Linked DNA regions of Homo sapiens: region 1 is linked to region 2. A link is a loop called in an ENCODE intact Hi-C map of the cell type or tissue named here. Cell type or tissue: heart left ventricle. All regions are shown on one strand. Links, peaks and the distances in the headings refer to the core of each region. The heading gives the core; the rest is flanking DNA.

Region 1 (10,236 bases), core at 1,220-9,219, 130 kb after region 2:
AGAACAAGGCCGGCGTGAACTTCAGCGAGTTCACGGGTGTGTGGAAGTACATCACGGACTGGCAGAACGTCTTCCGCACGTACGACCGGGACAACTCCGGGATGATCGATAAGAACGAGCTGAAGCAGGCCCTCTCAGGTTTCGGTAACTCACTCACTCTGGCTTGTGTAGCGTGTTTCATTTTGGAACCTTGGAGCCGTTGAAGTTCTTTAAACCTTGTTGGACTTAACTGATTGTCTAACCAGGCTACGTAAAGTTTTTGTTGACGTCATGCAGGTTCATATTTGATATTGCTCATGTCGGAAGGCGATCCTCGACATGGATACGTTTATTCAGGTTTTTATCCAAAATGAGATAAGGGCTATGCAAGCCGTTCATCTTTTCTGAAGTGGAATGATGTCGTGAGCAAAACTGAGAATGTGGCTTTTGAAATCATTTAAAAGTGGATCCATGAAAATACCGTGGGGCAGGGCAGCTTATATTTCATGATAGATCAAAGCACGTTGAAAAGGCAACAGTCACCTAAGAAACAGCTGTCAGTCACCAGGTCCAAACCGTGCGCCTCAGAAGGGGCGTTAGGCAGAACGCGTGCCCATTCTCAGGTGTGCTCGGCGTGTGTGTGCTCGGCGTGTGTGTGCTCGGCGTGTGTGTGCACACGTGTGCCGTGCGCCTCAGAAGGGGCGTTAGGCAGAACGCGTGCCCATTCTCAGGTGTGCTCGGCGTGTGTGTGCTCGGCGTGTGTGTGCACACGTGTGCCGTGCGCCTCAGAAGGGGCGTTAGGCAGAACGCGTGCCCATTCTCAGGTGCGCTCAGCGTGTGTGTGCTTGACGCGTGTGCACACACACATGTGACGGTGTGCCGTGGGTCTAGGAGTGTTCACAGTGCCTGTCCAGAGTGCGTCCATAGGGCCTGTCCACGGGGCTTCCCGTGCTGCTCTCAGGGCTGAGAGGAAGCAGGGGTTTTATTTACAGAGGAACAACGGGCATGTTTGGGGCCAGCCTGAGGCTGTTGGTGGCTGCACCGAGATTCTAATCCATGCGGATCTCATCTGGCCCCTGTTGTGAAGCCGCTTCCGTGATTTGCTTAAAAGGCTCCTTAGAAACAGTGAGGAAAATTCGATTCTACTTGAGTACCTCCGAGATCCCTGGAGTCTCACTTATCTAAGCACGTCGCCTCTCCTCGTGTTTCCTCCCAGCATGCACTTTGTGGCTGCCTTTCTTTCTCTTTTCTTTCTCACCTTACGAGCTTGTCCACAGGGCCGGGGGTGGACACTGGGTCTCCTCAAGAAGCAGTTCTGAGCTGACCAGCTGCGAGCCAGGATTTGGGCTGGATGGCTCTGAATTGGTACTTGGAATGCAGCTGACCTTGCTGTGCCCTTGGGTGGGGGAACTGGAGGGAACGCTGGCCGGCTCCTCTTCCCTGGGGCAGGTACGGAAGGGCTGGGAGGGAAGGATGCCACCCTCCACAGAGAGTGGTCCTGGGGGCCAGGGAGGCCAGTGCTGCCGATTGCGGCCAGGGCCACGTGGACTTCAGGACCGGCCTGAAGTTATTTTTAGATAAGCGACCTCTGGCGCCACGGACATCTTTTCCTAACCTTGTCAGGCCCTGGAGCTCCCTTTGTCCATGCCAGTGACCATCGGTCCTCAGAATGTGCAGTGGAAGTTGCTGTGGACAGTGCTCCCTGGTCTCTGAGGCCCTCTTCGTCCTGGTCTGGCCAAGGACTTCCCAGAAAACTGTGCTTAGCTGTGGCGGGAGGCACGGCCGGTCACGCAGCCTTCCTCCCGCCCTGGAGTGGGCAGGCCTGCTTGTGTTGTGCAGCGGCAGAACCCTTCCTGACTTCCAGGTTTTTCCTGGGGTGCGGCATCCCATCGCAGCATTTTCTCTGGTTACCCTCACGAGTTTCCTCCTGCGTTTGGTTCTTGATCTCCAGGGCCATCTCCCACGTCTTCCTTGGAAAGGGGCATTGTCATCCTTTTTGTATTTTGATGATTTTGAAAGATTTCCCATAGTAACTGTTAGGAAGTTGGCCTCAGAAGCAAAAATTCTTCTTTTGTCTTGGCCCCTGTGAACAAGTGTTCTGCTCTCAGATGAAGCAGGGAGGCTGCACTGGAGCTTGGTGGCCAGCAGGAGGGAATCACCAGGGTGGTGAAGCCTGCGAGATTTCTCCCCGGGTGTCTCTGATGGGGCCACATGGTGGATTTCATAATCCACCGATTCGTTTTTTTAAGCCTTTATTGTTAACATCAACTGTGTGCCATGCTCAGAGACCTGAAGTGAAAAGGTGAGGAAGGCGTGCTCACATTCCAGCACTCACCACCCGGCACCGGGACAGCTGACTCAGCACGTGCCGTTTAGGTTGCTGTAAACAGCCGGTGAGATTCTCCCCTCTGGTGGGCAGTGCGTGTCTGACAAAGGCAGTCGGGCGGAGAACAGTTCCTCCGCTGTGGTCCTTTGCCACTGTACCAGGCCCCCAAGAGCTGGGGGGAGCCCCAGGGAGCCTCAGCCTGTTGAGTGGGGGCAGCTGGTTTGTCCTCCGAGGTGGAAGAGGTGATTTCTGAGGAGGTCATGCTCCGCTTGGCTCGTTCACAGCATTTCAGAGAGTCCGAAAGAGGAGAAAGACCTTGGCAAGGGGTGTGTCAGGGGTGGGCCCAGGGACGCTGGTGGCCTCATGTGGACTGACTTTCATGAACAGAAACTCAGAAACAGTTGCTTCTGGATTTTGGCTTCTCAGATAAACATTCTTTTTGTAGTTCGTTTGTTCATCCCTCATTTTGCTGTCTGACTTTGCCTTTCTTTTCCCTTCACTATTACTGATGACCAAGGAAACTGGAAGTTAATTCCAGAGGCAGTGGGGTTGCTCCTGTTGTCTGTGCAGACTGGAGTTCCTCTGCCTCTGTCAGCATCTCCTCTGTCCTTCCCCAGCCTTGGCAGGAGACCAGTAATGACCTCTGTCCCCGTGCACCCCAGTGATGGCCGCCGTCCCCGTGCACCCCAGTGATGGCCGCCGTCCCCGTGCACACCAGTGAGGGCCGCCGTCCCCGTGCACACCAGTGAGGGCCGCCGTCCCCGTGCACCCCAGTGAGGGCCGCCGTCCCCGTGCACCCCAGTGATGGCCGCCGTCCCCGTGCACCCCAGTGATGGCCGCCGTCCCCGTGCACCCCAGTGATGGCCGCCGTCCCCGTGCACCCCAGTGATGGCCGCCGTCCCCGTGCACCCCAGTGATGGCCGCCGTCCCCGTGCACCCCAGTGATGGCCGCCGTCCCCGTGCACCCCAGTGATGGCCGCCGTCCCCGTGCACCCCAGTGATGGCCGCCGTCCCCGTGCACCCCAGTGATGGCCGCCGTCCCCGTGCACACCAGTGATGGCCGCCGTGCCCGTGCACCCCAGTGATGGCCGCCGTCCCCGTGCACACCAGTGATGGCCTCTGTCCCCCATGCACTCCCAGACAGGCAATGTCCCTGTGGGCCTGTCCCAGGCTCTGTTCTCAGCAGGCTGGGCTCAGCCCTGGTGCAGGGAGTGAGGAGGTGGGAGTAGTAGGGACCAGAAAAAGTGGCAGCTGTTGACAACTCTGCCATCTCTTTCTGAATGTAATGGGAGGTCCTGTCTTTTCAGCTTGCAAGGAAGGAGGGTCCGAGGCAACTCCGCTGTTGCACATTTAGGGACCCCTGAACTTAAATGACAGAATGCCCTGACCACTCTGGAAGGCACTGTGTTCATGTTTGTGTGCTTGACTCTTGATCCGTAAAATGGCTGTTTGTGCAGGTCATTAACTGTGAGATTCAGAGAGTAGGTGCACACGTCCCTGCAGAGATTCCAGCAGGACTGAAAACCAGTAGAAATATATCAGCACCTGGATCTTGCCTCCTGAGTCAGTAAGGATATGCCACAGTCACGAAGGCAGTGGGATTTCGAGGGAGGGAAGGGAAGGCGGCAGGCGGGGCATGCCCTCCGGGGTGCCCGAACACACCTGCTGCATCCACATGTCTTCAGAGCCCTCTCCCTGTGGGAGGCCTTTTTCAGGACAGCCTTGGTGAACTGGAAACGGAATCCCAGCCCTTGGTGGCCCTGCAGTGACTTGGACCTTTCCGAGGTCACCCTGCCACTGCGTGCCCTTCAGTCCCTCCTGGCAGGTGGGGGCACATCCCCCAGCCACTCCCATTTCCTGACATTGTCACTTTGTATAACTGGAAGCCTTCTGTGAAATTTTAGTTTTCAAAGCATTATCTGGTGATGGGCAACCCAGGGCAGCGAATCATTCAGAATTTTCTTATCTAGGCTAATAAACATAATAAAATCAATAAGGACTTTGAAAGTAACTCCACTGGGTTCAGGAAACTGAGTGTGGCCGCCCTGTGGGGTGGTGTTTGGTGAGTGCTTCCCGGAGGTGAGTAGTTAATTCACAGGAGTGACTAATGGCAGCGTCCCACTCACTCCTCCTTCCGGGGTCATGGTCTCAAGGGGTCACTCCATGCACTGGGGATGTCAGCTCATTACAGAATGATATATTCGGGAAGTGTCTCAGTTCTGAGTGCCTTTGAGGGAATTTGCACTTCCGTTCCCACACAGCCTTGCATTGTGTGTGTTAGAGGCTGTGGGCCTTGGGCAGGAGGGGTGAGTGTTGGCACATACCTCCCGTCTCTCCCAGCCTTCTCTGACTCTGACTTTCCCTCTTGAAGGCTACCGGCTCTCTGACCAGTTCCACGACATCCTCATTCGAAAGTTTGACAGGCAGGGACGGGGGCAGATTGCCTTCGACGACTTCATCCAGGGCTGCATCGTCCTGCAGGTGACGGAATGGCTTCACGTGGGTTTGTGGTGGTGGTGGGAGGGGCTTGCTTGCCAGCGTGATGCACCTGACCTTCAATCTAAGGAGCTGGGCATGTGTAGAATTAGTTTTTGGAGCTTATAAAAGTGAGTCTCATCTTTGGAGAAGTAGCCGGTTAGTGAAGTGTGGACAAACATGTTTTCCTCCCCTTGGAAATGGCACAGAGCAGCCCATCTGCAAGACGTGGTTTTTCAGTATCCGGTGGGTTATTTACATGTATGTTCTGGTGTTGTGGTTTTTTTTGTTTTTTGTTTTGTTTTGTTTTGTTTTGAGACCGAGTCTCGCTCTGTCACCCAGACGGGAGTGCAGTGGCACGATCCCGGCTCACTCCCACCTCTGCGTCCCGGGTTTAAGCAATTCTCCTGCCTCAGCCTCCCCAGTAGCTGGGATTACAGGTGACACCCAGCTAATTTTTGTATTTTTAGTAGAGACGGGATTTTGCCATGTTGGCCAGGCTGATCTCAAACTCCTGACCTCAAGTAATCCGCCCACCTTAGCCTCCCAAAGTGCTAGGATTACAGACATGAGCCACCATGCCTGGCCAACTATGGTGTATTTTTACAAAAACTTTTATTCTGAGAAAATGGGCACGTTTTCTGTTGTGGTCATCACTGTGTCCTGCCGTCTGTGTGTGAGGTCAGCTGTGGAGCCTGTGGTCGCTCAGGCCGCCCTCAGTGGGGTCTCCGAGCTCTTCCCGTGCACTCCAGTGTCTGCAGGAGCTGGTAATGCACCCTGACCTGCAAGGCAAGCTCCTTGGTGGTGTCTCTCCTGCTGGGCTCTCTTTGAGACCCACGGGAGATGGAGAGCAGGGCTCAGGGGACCCGCCTGGGAGCTCCACACAGACCTCTGCTGCTGTTTGCAGGTGGTGATCCAGGTCTCTACCCAGGTTCCTCAAGGTCCTGTCTTGTTGGCCTTGGAATTCAGTGAGAGATAGGAACAGCATGGGGTTTTTAGAAATAATGTGGAAATTTGGAAAACGTTCCCAAATTGTTTATTCTGTATAATAATTAAGATGCTAGATCTGTAAAAGTGAGTTTCCTCTGATTTGGCATGGATGCATCAGTCCCTGTTCTTCAGGGATTTGTTGGAGAACCAGGTCTGTGAACATGGAAGCTTCAAAACTCTACGGTTGGGGACCCTTTCCTGCCCCTGCCTCTCGGGGTTCCTGCCAGGTTGGATGACATTTTTACAATGTTCTCTGAACACTTTCAAAAAAGTGTAGGCTGGGCCTGGTGTCGCATGCCTGTAGTCCCAGCTACTCAGGAGGCTGAGGCAGGAGAATCACTTGAACCCGGGAGGTGGAGGTTTCAGTGAGCCGAGATCACACCACTGCACTCCAGCCTGGGTGACAGAGCCAGACCCTGTCTTAAAAAAGAAAGAAAAGAAAAAGGGAAAAGATGCCGTGTAAAATCTCGTTCTGTGTCTGAATTGCCGTAGGGCTCAGATCTTCATTTGAGGTTCTGTGTCTGAATTGCCGTAGGGCTCAGATCTTCATTTGAGGTTATGTTCTATAAGTTAACGTTGATCTTGTGTGAGCTTTCGGTAGCTGGAGTAACACAGGCGGCCTCACAGCGACCTCTCCAGCGCCTTCCAAGGCACATCTGCAGCCAGCGTAGCTCCTCCTGGGAGATGCCTCCTCAAGGCCCTGCTCCAGACCACGTGGGGAGGGCCTGACAGCCAATTCCCAGGCTGTCCCCACCCTTGGAGAGTGACCCTAAACGCTAGACAGATGGGGAATGGGAAAGAAAAGAAAGCTGCAGACCTCAAGTTAAAATTCCCTCAAAAACGTTTTTATTTATCTGCTTTTTCTGAAAGGATAAAGGCTTTTTGAAAATTATTTTCTAACAAATAACATGAACACTTCTAGAAACCCTAGAAAAACACAAAGTATTCAAAATAGAAAGAAAAATTACCCATTACTCTTTAAGCCAGCATTATCCATTGCGGTGCTTTTGGAGTTGGGTGAGGCCGTAGCCTCTGCCAAGTCAAGGAGCCCGGTGGTGGCTGTGGCATTCCTGCAGGGTTGTTTTTTTTTCTTTGAGATGGAGTCTCACTCTTGTCACCCCAGCTGGAATGTGGTGGTGTAAACAGCTCACTGCAGCCTTGACCCTGAGGCTCAAGCGATCCTTCTGCCTTGGCCTCCTGAGTAGCTGGGATCCCAGGCGAGAGTCACCACACCCTGTCCATGTTCCTGCAGGTCTTGATGTGCGAGGACGCTGTGTCTTCCCTGCCACATTTTCTTCTTCTTTCTTGAGACAGACCCTTGCTCCATCACCCAGGCCAGAGTGTGGTGGTGCGAACACGGCTCACTGCAGCCTCGACCCTCAGGCTCAAGCGATCCTCACGCCTCGGACCCCCAAAGTGCTGGGATCACAGGCGAGAGTCACCATGCTGGCCTGAATCTTCAGGGTATTTTACGGTTGAAGTGTCACTTACTTAACCATCCCTGTTTCAGGAGTGTAGGTGGTCACCCTGTCTCTGCCGCTGACCTGGCCTGGACCCTCGGCTGTGAGAGGGAGGGGTGGGCTGGGCTGGAGGAACCTGAAGCCCTCGTGATGTCACAAGCCCATCTGGCTGGGCATCCCCTGCGCTGCACATGCCCCAGGTGGCCCCCACAGCAGAGGCGAGCCACTGGAGGGTGGAGGGCTTCCACGGGACGGTCTTCAGGGGGAGAAGGAAGGGCCCAGGCCCCCAGGAGACTCAGGAGACCAGAGCCTGGGGTCAGGGGCTCAGCCAGGGGCTCAGCCAGGGCTGGATGTCCGGAGCCAGCCCCGCAGCCCTGTGTTCTTCGTTCTTCGCACTCCCACCGTCCGTGTGAACAGCTCCAGCCCCACCTGCGCCTCCCTGTGCTGGGCTCCATCAGGGAGCCCAGAAGACGTGTGTGCTTCTGAAATTGGGTCCCTACATGCCTTTGTCCCAGTGCACCTTGCTCCTTCCATTTACTATCGAGATTTAAATGCCTGTTTTCTCCCCAGAGGTTGACGGATATATTCAGACGTTACGACACGGATCAGGACGGCTGGATTCAGGTGTCGTACGAACAGTACCTGTCCATGGTCTTCAGTATCGTATGACCCTGGCCTCTCGTGAAGAGCAGCACAACATGGAAAGAGCCAAAATGTCACAGTTCCTATCTGTGAGGGAATGGAGCACAGGTGCAGTTAGATGCTGTTCTTCCTTTAGATTTTGTCACGTGGGGACCCAGCTGTACATATGTGGATAAGCTGATTAATGGTTTTGCAACTGTAATAGTAGCTGTATCGTTCTAATGCAGACATTGGATTTGGTGACTGTCTCATTGTGCCATGAGGTAAATGTAATGTTTCAGGCATTCTGCTTGCAAAAAAATCTATCATGTGCTTTTCTAGATGTCTCTGGTTCTATAGTGCAAATGCTTTTATTAGCCAATAGGAATTTTAAAATAACATGGAACTTACACAAAAGGCTTTTCATGTGCCTTACTTTTTTAAAAAGGAGTTTATTGTATTCATTGGAATATGTGACGTAAGCAATAAAGGGAATGTTAGACGTGTGGTCTGCCTTCAGCTTTTCAAATCAAATAGGTCCAAGAACCAGGCCCCGTGCCCTGGTCCTCCAGACAGTCAGTGTCAGATGTTCTGGCTTGCCTGGGACCTCCCAGGGTACCGGGCACCTTCTGGAACATTGTCCAGCCCAGCGTGCACAGCTCTGCTTGTGAAAATCCAGAGGGACTGTCTCACCCTCTGTTCAGGAGGTTAAATTTCATAAGACTGCTCCTTTTGGATGAAGAAATCCAATTTGGTATAGCAGGTTGTGCATTTCCATCATTAATGATTTAGCCATGCTGTGCCCTGCAGTCTCTGCACGTGGCCTGCAGCGTTTGTCCACCCAGCGCATCCTGCTCACCTCGGTCCACTGCCAGCGCTGCCCGGTCCGCCTCCCTGCCTCACTGTGCAGCGCCGGCCCTCCTGGGTTGACACTCCCGAGGCCCAGCCTCATTCTCCAGACGCTTCCCTTCCACAGTGATGCGTCTGGTTTTGGGGCTGCAGCCTCTGGTCTCAGAAAGCCTGCTCCTTCCACCCAGTTGTGCACGACTTTTCTCTGTTCGTTTTGGTCTCTTGGGATCTGTTCAAACCTCTGCTCGGTGTGTTGAGGGGTGAGGGGCAGGGAGCATGGTTTCCTGGAAAAAGCCCCCAGTCTCTTAAGCTGGGCAGGTGTGCTGTGGGGGGTGGGGACTGGGGCTGCTTCTGTGCTCCAGATGAGACCTCCCCCACTGCCCAACTGCACTTGGCCTGGGGCCCTCTGGATACGAATCCCTCTGGAGCAGGCACTCCAGGCTCCCTGGGGATGGGAGGGGGAGGGATGTGGGCTTGGGGGTCTGGCTGCTCCCTCATGACCTCAGTCATGGGGATCCCAGGGCAGTCTCTGAGGATCCCCAGCAATCCACGCCGGGTGCCTCCCTAGACCTTGACACCCCCATGACTCTGCAGCAGATGACCCCAAGTTCTACTCCATGAGGTCAACTTCCTTGTCCAGGCCGCAAGCTCCCAATTCCATGAGGCCTTCCTCACCCAGGCCTCCACGGCCAGGCGCCCAGCGACTTCTCCCTCGCCTCATGGGCACCTGGACTCAGTGTCCAGTAGCTGCACCCACCCCACCCTGGGAGCTGCCCTCACTCCTCCTTCAGCCTTAGGCCTGTGAGGTCTCTGTGCTTGGGGTGAGGGCAGCTGCTGCGGCCACCCTGCAGCCCTCCCAGCCACGTCTCCAGGCCCTTGCCCGTGCTGTCCCCTGTGCAGTGGGCAACCCCCACCCCACACCTGCAGCTTCTCTGGCCTCTGGATTCCTACCTGGGTCAGGGAAGCCTGCTACTCTGGAGGAGCTGTCAGCCCTGGTGAGACACCTGCCCCCAGCACATGTCTCCATGGATGATACGGGCCAACAGTTGATACCAAGGCCGATGTGCTCATCCTGTGGATCAGCTGCCGGGGAAGGAATGTTGTGTGTGGCGGTTAGCTCCATACTCCTAGAAAGCAGGCGAAGGCCAGGTGAGACGGAGACTTTCATAGAGAAAAGGTCAGATTGTGGATGATTTTCCTTCCTTCCTTTTCACAGCAATGAGAGGTTCCTCTGATGGAGATAAAGTGTGTTTCTCAGGTCTCTGGTATGCTCAGGTGTGGCAGGTTCACAGGTGTGAGGTACACTCAGGTGTGTGGTGCAGGTACCCTCAGGTACTCTGCACGTGGCTGCCATGGGGGCTCCTGTTTGCAGGCAGCTCGGGGAGGCTGCCTTGGAGAGGGGCCTCCATGAAGACTCACAAGAACAAAAGCCGCTGAAAATTCCAGAGCAGAAGTTCTTCAGCAGAGGGTGAGGAGGGCGGTGGGGCCGCTGCACCACACGCTTGGAGGACCAGCAGGGGTAGAGCGCTGGACAAA
Region 2 (10,236 bases), core at 716-8,715:
TGGTAAGGGTGAGGGGTATATTTCGCATTCCACGTTAGGGACAGAATAGCCAAGGGTCTTCTGTCTCAGGGCTCTCTGGTCTGAGCCAGGAACAGGGAGGCAAGGAAATCTCTAACAAAAGGTCAGAAATGAAGGGGCTGAGCTCCGTGACTCGATCTCCAAAGTCAGTCTCTCTAAGGGCCTAATCACTCTGAGGAGCCTCCAGTAGCCGCACTGTCCATTTTCTTCCCCATGGGCACCCAAGAGGCCCACCCGGTCTGGGGCACCTGGGGGCTCCTCGGTCAGCACTTGACAAGAAAGCTCTTGGATTGGCCCCGACAGCACTCACACACGTGTCTCTCGTGTCCACAAGCGAACATAAGGCACTGCGGCAACCCGAGAGAGTCCCCCGCAGGTCTGGTTCCATGTTTAACCCTCTGGTTGACTTCCTGCCCCTGCCCTGCTGGTCTGGCCCCCGTGGCCCTGGGAGGCTGAGCTCATGGTCAGCCCTCAGTCTTCCTGCAGGTGAGAGGGCCCTCCCCAGAGCACTCATTCCCCACCCTAGGATCCCTTCCCCAGGCCTCCTCCCTCAATGTCCACCCTCGTTTGCTCCCCCCACCGACTTCTTCACTGAGGGTGACTCTCTGTGCTTATTCCTCCAGCCTGGCGGCTGCGAACACCACCTTCACAGCAACCACCCCCCACCCCAGACCTTCTCCCACACTGAGCTCCAACTCCAGGTCCTGCCCCAGCACCTCACGAGTAGCCAAAGCCACTGTAAACCCAGCTGTCCCTCTCTACCCTACAAGCCCACCCTGGCAGCTCTGGCCTCTCAGACCTAAAACCCAGGCACCCAAGCTACAGACACGACCAGGGCTCCTGCACGGCTGCACCCCGCCTGAGCCCTGACCCCTCCAGGCAGACACGACCAGGGCTCCTGCACGGCTGCACCCCGCCTGAGCCCTGACCCCCTCCAGGCAGACACGACCAGGGCTCCTGCACGGCTGCACCCCGCCTGAGCCCTGACCCCCTCCAGGCAGACACGACCAGGGCTCCTGCACGGCTGCACCCCGCCTGAGCCCTGACCCCCTCCAGGCAGACACGACCAGGGCTCCTGCACGGCTGCACCCCGCCTGAGCCCTGACCCCCTCCAGGCAGACACGACCAGGGCTCCTGCACGGCTGCACCCCGCCTGAGCCCTGACCCCTCCAGGCAGACACGACCAGGGCTCCTGCACGGCTGCACCCCGCCTGAGCCCTGACCCCTCCAGGCAGACACGACCAGGGCTCCTGCACGGCTGCACCCCGCCTGAGCCCTGACCCCCTCCAGGTGAAGCCACCACCTCCCCACCGGCCCCTGAAACACTCCGGAGCCAGCTCTGTCAGACACAGGGGGCCCCATGGCGTCGCCACAGGCTCCCCCTCTGGCCCCCAGCCTCCTGGCTACTCCACACCCCCGTGGGCTTCACCCCTGTGCAGCCCCCAACAGCAGTTACTTGGCCAGAGGCCTCACCTCCGAGATGCCACCATCCTGAAGAGCCTTCCTGGCCTTTTTCCTTCCTTTGTAACCCACGGTCCTGCTTCCTGTTTGGGGTCTGCCTGACTGTAGTGCACAAAGTCTCCCTGGGGTCGATCTGTCCATTTCAACCCCTCTGGTGTTCCAAGCACCTGGAGCCTGCAGGAAGTAGGCCCTGCCAGCCTTGAATAATCAGATTCAGAAAATAGAACTAAGTTGATTCAAGCGCAAAGCATGAGAATGGCCGCCCCAGAATGCAGCCTCCAAAGGGACGGGGTCCGTGCTCGCAAGTGGGGAAGCTGAGGCTTCACTTACAGAGACAGAAACGGTTGCAGCCAACTTGACAGCAACTTGATTACTACAGGTTGCTGCATTCCAAGGAAGATTGCTTTAACATTCTGTGAGGAGGCGGAGGCTTGTTCTGAGAGATTCTTATCTCTGGTGCTTCCCGGTCATCCCTGACCATTTACCAGAAAAAGCAGAAGGTGCAGCTGATGCTCAGAGACTCGGCATTGCTGGGTTCCTCTCAGGGTTCAGAATAACTTACAGTTCCCACAGCGTTGAGTTCAAATTATTTAGTTTCACAGCCTTCCTCAAACAGGGTCAGGTGGGCAGCTGAGCACAGGGTACGCACACAGGACTCTGCCTGGGCCTGGGGCTGTGGGGCCTGGGCCACAGAGCTGACCAACCTCTGCAGGTACAGCTGGGTCACCTGGAAAGTGGAGCCTAATGCTTTTCAGGTGTGTCTAGGACCTGGCACCCCCTCCCCATTGCGTCATTGGTCACTTAAGGCCTCTTGACTTCTCCAGTTTTGCCAGGGATTTGCCAAATTAGTCTTCTCAGAAAACAGAATTTTGGTTTAATTGATTATCTACACACTTACTTTCTATTTAATTAATTTCTACTCTTTGTTATTTTCTTGTGTCTAACTTTTTCAGTGTTTCATTTGCTTTTCCTTTCTACCTAATTTCTTGAGGTGGATGCTTATATCATTGATTTGAGCCTTTGTTTTGTTCTAGTTTTTGTGCCGTATTTAGGACTACAGGCTTTCCCCTAAGCCTGGCTTTAGCTGCATCCCAGAAGTTTGTATATGTCATGTGTCTATTCACAGTCAGTTCAGTATATTTTCTAACTTCCACTTTAATTTATTCTCGGACTCATCATAGGTTATTTAGAAATGTATTACCTAATTTCCAAGATTTTCTAGTTAACTTTGTGATACCAGTTTTGAGTTTAAGACCACTTTGGTCAAATAATATACACTAGAGTTTGTTGTCTGTGGAAGGTATCCGAGTGACCGGCGGCAAATCTGTACAGGTCTGCAGCAACCTCAGTTCTTACCTCCTCCGAAGAAAGAATTTGACTGAGGGATGTAAGGCAGAAAAAGAGACCCAGGCAAGTTTCAGAGCAGGAGTGGAAGTTTATTTAAAAAGGCTTTTAGAGCGGGAAAGAAATGAAAGCACACTTGGAAGAGACCCAAGCGGGCACCGAGATCGAGTGCCCCATTTATCCTTGATCCTAAGACTTTCTGGGCCAGCCCCTTTCCCATGATTCTCCCCTTAGGCTGGGCTGCCCGTGTGCACAGTGCGCACCTTTCCCTTGGGATGTGAGGATGCGCCGTGTGCTTAGGAAGTTGTACGCATCCCCATCTGAGACTTTCGTCCCTTTTCTGTTGGGGGAACGTGAGGATGCCCTGTGTGCTTAGGAAATTGTATGCATCCCCATCTGAGGCTTCCCTTTTCTGTTGGGGGAACGTGAGGATGCACCGTGTGCCTAGGAAGTTGTAGGCATCCCCATCTGAGGCTTTCGTCCCTTTTCTGTTGGGGGAACGTGAGGATGCCCTGTGTGCTTAGGAAATTGTATGCATCCCCATCTGAGGCTTTCTTCCCTTTTCTGGTGGGGTCCCCCTAAAGGTCACATTCTACCATTTTGTCTCTTAATGCACAAAGTTGCTTCTCCTGGCACCTGCCTTCAATTAACACTTTAGTGCAGCAGGTGTGGACCATCAGGAAACGCCCTCTCCCTGGCACTGGCTCCCAAGGTGCCACTTTTAGAGAGACAGTGCAAATATGCCGAGCCATCACCCGACATTCCCAATGGGTGGGGGAGCCTCTCCTGCCCTGCTCATGCCTGTCTAACTACCTGTAACAGCTTCGATTATTTGAAATGTTGTATATCCTAGCATTTTGGTAAATTTTCCATGTGCACGTGAAGAGAAAGTGTGCTTTGTAGTTGTTATTGCAGAGTTCTGATCATGTTTTGAAAATTGTGTTTTTCAGATTTTTTATATCCTTATTGGCTTTTTGGCTGCTTATCACTTACTAGGAAAATTATGTGAAAATCTCCCATGATGATGTAAATTTGAATTTGTCTATTTTTCTTTTTGTTCTGTCAATTTTTGCTTCCTATGTTTTGAAGCTAAATTAGTAGGTGCATAGTAATATAGAATTGCTATATCTTCCTAGAAACAGAGCCTCTTTGATCATAATGAAATGCATCTCTTTATTTTTAGCAGTGCCTTTTGCCTTAGATCTACAGTTGTCCCTCTATGTCCATGGGGATGCGGTCCAGGACTCCCCCACGGATACCCAAATCTGCAGTTGTTCAAGTCGCTGATATAAAATGGAACAGTAGTTGCATAGAACCTACACACATGCTCCTATATACTTTAAATCATCTGTAGATTACTTATAATCCATAGTACAATGAAAATGCTTATAAATAGCTGTTATATTGGTTTTTTATTTGTATTTTTAACTTTTATTGTTAATTGCTTTTTGTTCAAATATTTTTGATCCTTGGTGGAACCTGTGGATATGGAACCCACTGATACAGAAGGCCAACTGTGCTTCCTATTAATATAGCTATTCCAGTTTCCTTTTGCAAAGTTAGTGTTTACACGACACATACTTCTCCATCTTCTTACTTGGAACTTTTGGTGTTCTTATATTTGAGATACGTCTCTTGTAAAAGGCATATGTTTGATTTCACTTTTATCTTTTTATCTAGTTTGACTAACCTTGTCTTTAAATTGGAGTAGTGTGTTTACATTTAATGTAATTTGGGTATAAATTGAGTATCTTACTCTTTGTTTTCTACCTATTTGGTGAGAACAGGGGAGTGAGAGAGGAGGGGAAGGCCATGGAGGGTGATTGATGGGCAGGTCCTTGCACACACCCTCTGGAAGACAGGCACACTGAGGCACTGTCCCACATGCTGAGGGACCCCCACATACTGAAGGACCTGGGTGTTTTTCTGCCAACTCCTGTCCCTCATTGTTGAGGCTCCTCCTGGTGTGTGAACCACCTGATGCTTCTGTCCCATCCACAGGAAGGCGGGGAACACCCCCCAGGCAGAGAGACCTGGGCAGCCACCGCCATGAATGAGAGCTCTCTGGCTGTCCCCAGGCCAGCTATGCTCTGACGGCCAAGCGTGGTGGTCCTTGCCTGTGTCCGAGCGTGGGGTTAGTTCTGGAACATTTGATCACTTCTCCTGCTCCACTCTCTGCACTCCACCTGGAACTCCCGATTACACGTATGACCCTTTTACATGTTCCTATGTTTCTCGTGTGATTTCTATGTTTCGATCACGTCTTCCCTGCTTCTGTGTGTTTTCCACTCATCTTAAAGTTCATTGATCTGCTTTGCTATTAAACTCACTTATTTCATTATTGGTTTATTTTTGATATGTAGGTTTGTGTTTGATTCCTTTTATTTGATGGATTTCGGTTTCCTTTTGAGACTCTCTATCCTGTGATCTACTTCCTGCCACATTAATCCTGGTTACCTCCACGGCCTGTCTGAGACGTCCAAACCTTTATCTCGTGGATGTTTAATTATCTGGGGTTTTCCTCAGCCTTTCCTCATTTTGTCCTTTCTCTGGGTGTGCCTGATAATTTTTTTATTAAGTAGTAGATATGATGTAGGAAATGTGTAAGGATCATTTGAGGCCCGGGCTGGTGTCTTCACCTCCAGAGGATTTATTTTTGTTGGAAGAGCAGGGGTGGTTCATCTGAATGCACTCCGGGGAGGGACTGCATGAAGTCCGCCTCAGACCTTTGGGCAGCTGATCCAGCTTCCGTTTGTCCCACTCCTGGCAAAGTCCATGCTCCCTTTTCAGGTCCCCACTGAATGTCTGGGAGTTTCCCAGGCCCTTCCTCCCAGTGGTCCTTGAATTCCAGATTTTATCTCCCCACCCTGTGCGTTTTCAGAAGCTCTCAGCCTCCAAGCTCCAAGATGAGCTCTCTGCTCATCGGCCACCAGCAGTGCCCTGAGGGGTAGAAAGGTGTCAAGTTTCCAGTGGCCTGTGAACGCCACATCTGCCCAGGACATTGGCCCTTTGAGGCTAGATTGCCTTGTCACCTCCAGAAAACCTTCAAAAAGTGTGTCCAGCTTTTCTGGTTGTTCTTGGCCGTGGGCTTGGATGTAAGGTACACGAGCAAACCCACTGCAGCCAGAGCAGGAAGCTGTCCCGCGTCCACGTGCACAGCTCTAACCCTAAAATAGCCTTCGGAGTTAGGGGAAGAGCAATGTCCTGTTCACTGCCCAACTCCAAGCCCTGTGTCCCGGGCAGCCACACTCAGCCCTTTCCCTGCAAGAGGGGACACTCGCTCTTGATAAACCAGCTTTGCACATTACCTATTGGTGAAGATGATCAGTAACTCTGTGACTGTAGCACACACACACCGCACTTCTTCCCGTTCTCCCAAGACCTCTGGAAAACAATTCTTACTATAATATTCTTCAGCATAGGCATTAGGACTACATACATGCAATTATGTTTTCTGTCCTCATACATTTTCCTTACAATTAATATCATCTTTTTTCTTTGCTTAATTTGACCAAGAATAAGTTCATTCCCAAACTCTCACCTTATGCTTAGCTCTCCTCTCAATATTCAAACTCCTAGAAACCTGTTGTTTTGTCTTTCCCATGGACACGGCTCCCAGGCCTCTGACCCCTGCTCTAATTGGGACCTGCTGTGTGGCCCTCCCTTGCTTACCAGCTGACAGGAACCCTTCCTCACCCCCAGGTTGGACACGCCGTTTCCAAGGCCTCATGGCTTCCTTTTTCTTGGTTACTGCCTCGGGCTCCCTGGGAGAGATCTCTTTGGTGCCGAAAACCGGAATGGGAAGCCTCAGCACCCTGGCCCCCCATGCCCCTCGTGGGGCAGGGTGGGTATACCCTGTACACCCTCCTGGTTTGGGCTGAGGGCATTAGGGGTACCGGGCGTCTTTGGGGTGGCATTAGCCCCCGAGTTGCTTTGGAAACTGTCATACTTTCTTCTGTCTTAGAACTCAGAATCCAAGAAATGGCATCCATGGGTATAGGCAACCAGCCATTCATGGATGTCAAGCCCAGAGACCGGACCCCTGACTGTGCAGTGATAAGCGACCGGGCTCCCAAATGTGCAGTGATGAGCGACCGAGTCCCCGACAGCATCGTCAAGGGCACAGGTACGGTGGCTCGGTCCCGCCCTCACTCACCCTGCAGAGGGCACTGGGCCTGTCATCAAGGGCATGGGTACGGTGGCATCGGCCCCACCCTCACTCGCCCACAGAGTGCACCAGGCCTGTCGTCAAGGACACGGGTACGGTGGCCTCGGCCCCGCCCTCACTCATCCTGCAGAGGGCACTGGGCCAGTGGCCGACATGGTGGGTTGGATGGGCATGACTGCAGTGGCAAAGCCTGGTCGGCCTTTCAGACGGCTCTGATCCCATTCCCGAACCTGGGCTGCACTTCTGGAGCGGAAGCCAGCCTGACGTGCTTTCTGTCCCTTTCCAGAGTCACAAATGAGAGGGTCCACAGCGGTGTCCTCCTCTGACCACGCCGCCCCCTTCAAGCGACCACACTCCACCATCTCAGACAGCAGCACCTCCTCTTCTAGCAGCCAGTCCTCCTCCATCCTGGGGTCGCTGGGCCTGCTTGTGTCCTCCAGCCCAGCCCACCCGGGCCTATGGAGCCCTGCCCACAGCCCCTGGTCATCTGATATCAGAGCCTGCGTCGAGGAAGATGAGCCAGAGCCAGAACTAGAGACGGGCACCCAGGCTGCAGTGTGTGAGGGGGCTCCTGCTGTGCTGCTGAGCCGCACACGCCAGGCCTGATGACTGTCAGGGTGGCAGTGCCCATCATGTGGCTAGAACAATACAGAGGGAGCAGCACGCCAGGCCTGATGACTCTGGGGGTGGCGGTGCCCATCGCGTGGCTGGAACGATCCAGAGGGAATAGCACAGCAGGTGTCCAGGTATTTCCCAGGATTTTAGACATTCCCTAACATTTTCAAACAAATTTATAATTTTGTCTTATTTAAAAAACAAACCTTCCACTTCCACCCAAGACAACAGCATAGGAAACAGACCTAAAACAAGACAAAAAAAGACTAAACATGAAACAAAAGATGTCAAGACACAAGACATTTGGCAACAAAGGACCGCGATCCCTGAGAGACAGGAAAACGGGAGGTGAGCCCGGTGATGGCCTCAGACCTCCCTCCGCCTTGAGAGTTTGCAGGCCTCAGTGCAGGGAGGGGCCCAGGAAGAGCCCAGCAGCCTCCGTGAGTTGAAGAGACCAAGTCAGCAGGAGTTGGCAGGTCAGAGTGCCAGAGAGAGATGCCTGCATGGGGAAAGACTCACCAGATCAGCCCCTCCAGCACCTAGTGGGTTGCTACCCATTCGCACACTCAAACAGGGAGGCTACCAAGGCTGGGAGCAACCTTTGAAAAGACCAAAGATCAATTCCTGGTACTCATGTGGGCTGGGGACAGGACCCGTTCCCACCAGCCAGACTAGGGAAACTCTCAATAGATCAATTCCTGATACTCATGTGGGCTGGGGACAGGACCCACTCCCACCAGCCAGACTAGGAAAACTCCCAATCTGTGAGCATTAGGTGGAGTTCTCAGAAAATCTTGCCTCAGGAATGGGGATAATTAGCCCTAGACTGAGCCCTGCTCCTGACTCGCCTACAAAATCATAAAAGCAAGACCTAAAATGATCAAACCATTCCCAGATAATTCACTTTATCCCAGAACAAAGCTCCAGATGATCTAGGGGTTACCAAAGTGTCCACACCCTGCAAGGTAAACTCACAGTGCCTGACCTCGGAGTGCCAGGCGTGCAGAGGAGCAGCCAAGGGCAAACACTCCAAGGAGAGTCGCCTGGCAAAGCCAACCACCCAGAGCCAGCGTCTGTGCTAGAATCACAGAATTCAAACTGTGGCTGAAATCGCAGCCCAGGCGTCCAGAAAGTTAAAGTTAAGAACCTATAATCCCAGCACTTTGGGAGGCCGAGGCAGGCGGATCACGAGGTCAGGAGATCAAGACCATCCTGGCTAACATGGTGAAACCCCGCCTACTAAAAATACAAAAAATTAGCCGGGCATGGTGTTGGCCGCCTGTAGTCCCAGCTACTTGGGAGGCTGAGGCAGGAGAATGGCATGAACCCGGGAGGCGGAGTTTGCAGTGAGCTGAGATCACGCCACTGCACTCCAGCCTGGGCGACAGAGCAAGACTCTGTCTCACAAAAAAGGTTAAGAAATGACTTAATGGAAGAGATTCAGAAGACCCAGACCGACCTTACAGGGATGAGAAACTACAATATTGACAGTGGAAACTATCCTGGATGGGGTAACAGATTGGATTTCACAGAAGAGACCATGAGGCACCTTGAAGACACATCAGTGGAAACTATTTGCATTTGTTGGGCCTCCAGAGAGACAGAACCAATAGGAGATAGCTAGATATATATACAGACAGATAGATAGATAGATAGATCGATAGATAGATAGATAGATAGATAGATAGATAGATAGACTGACAGACAGATGAGAGGGGCCTTAGGGGCATTGGCTGACACAATTTTGGCAGGTCAAGAGCCCCACAATAGGCCATCCACAAGCTGGAGACCCAAGGAAGCTGCTAGTGTGCCCAGTCCGAGTCCTAAAGCCTCAGAGCCAGGGAAGCCAGTGGTGTAATTCTCAGAGGCCAAAGGCCTGAGAACCTGGGGGCCACTGGTATAAGTCTGAGTCCATAGACCCAGTGAACTCCAAACACAAGAGATACGAGTGCACATCATAATCAAATTGCATATAACCAGTGATAAACAGAAAATCCTAAAACCAGTCAGAGGACAAGGGCATGTTCTGTTGGGAGGCACAAAGCTGATGAGGATGGCTGACTCCTCAGGAGCAGCATGGGTGAGAGGCAGTGGAATGTACTAAGGAGAAAACTGCCAAATTCACATTCTGTACCTGACAAAATCTTTCCGAAGCGATGGTGACATAAAGACATTTTCATACACACAGAAACTAAGAGTTTCATCCCCAGCAGACCTGCACTACAAGAAATGTTAAATGATGTGCTTCAGGGAAAAGAAAAATGAAGAGCATGTGCACCATCCAGGATTTTCCTCGTTATTTAAATCCCTTTAGCCCATCTCCCATTTGCCCCAAGGAATGAGTGCTGGCAGTGAGCTGCACTTTTTTTTTCTCTAAACGGGAAATGGGTTAAAAGATGAGTGGCTTGGCCGGGTGCGGTGGCTCATGTCTCTAATCCCAGCACTTTGGGAGGCTGAGGCCAGAGGATCACTTGACTTGAGCCCAGGAACTGGGGGGTCATGCTGGGAAACATGGCAAGACCGCATCTCTATTAAAAATAAATAAAAGTTAACTGACTGTTTAAACAAAAGTATTAACGTATCTGCGGTTTGTACTATACGCACAGGTAAACTGTGTGACCACAGCAGCG

The links. Peaks named below come from ENCODE experiments on the same cell type or tissue, not always from the same donor. Only the 100,000 strongest peaks of a DNase experiment are listed, where the experiment ranks them.
Region 1: it touches region 2 in a loop (3-fold over the local background); 6 of 110 quality-filtered maps call a loop at or near these places.

The regions. Positions count from the first base shown.
Region 1 is chr5:306,617-316,852 of GRCh38, forward strand. PDCD6 (programmed cell death 6) reads left to right here. Exons shown (of 6, transcript NM_013232.4): 4 at 1-144; 5 at 4,677-4,786; 6 at 7,801-8,358. The coding sequence ends at 7,899. The region is part of intron 3 of PDCD6-AHRR (PDCD6-AHRR readthrough (NMD candidate)); the gene reads left to right. Among named protein-coding and RNA genes, the nearest start is that of AHRR, 10 kb to the right of the region's middle. RefSeq lists an enhancer at 177-1,061. In heart left ventricle, for the core only: no CTCF peak of the experiment used is centred there; no DNase peak of the experiment used is centred there.
Region 2 is chr5:174,727-184,962 of GRCh38, forward strand. PLEKHG4B (pleckstrin homology and RhoGEF domain containing G4B) reads left to right here. Exons shown (of 20, transcript NM_052909.5): 19 at 6,788-6,949; 20 at 7,278-10,236. The coding sequence ends at 7,597. Among named protein-coding and RNA genes, the nearest start is that of LRRC14B, 12 kb to the right of the region's middle. RefSeq lists an enhancer at 7,035-7,535. In heart left ventricle, for the core only: no CTCF peak of the experiment used is centred there; DNase peaks (open chromatin) are centred at 4,865 and 7,585.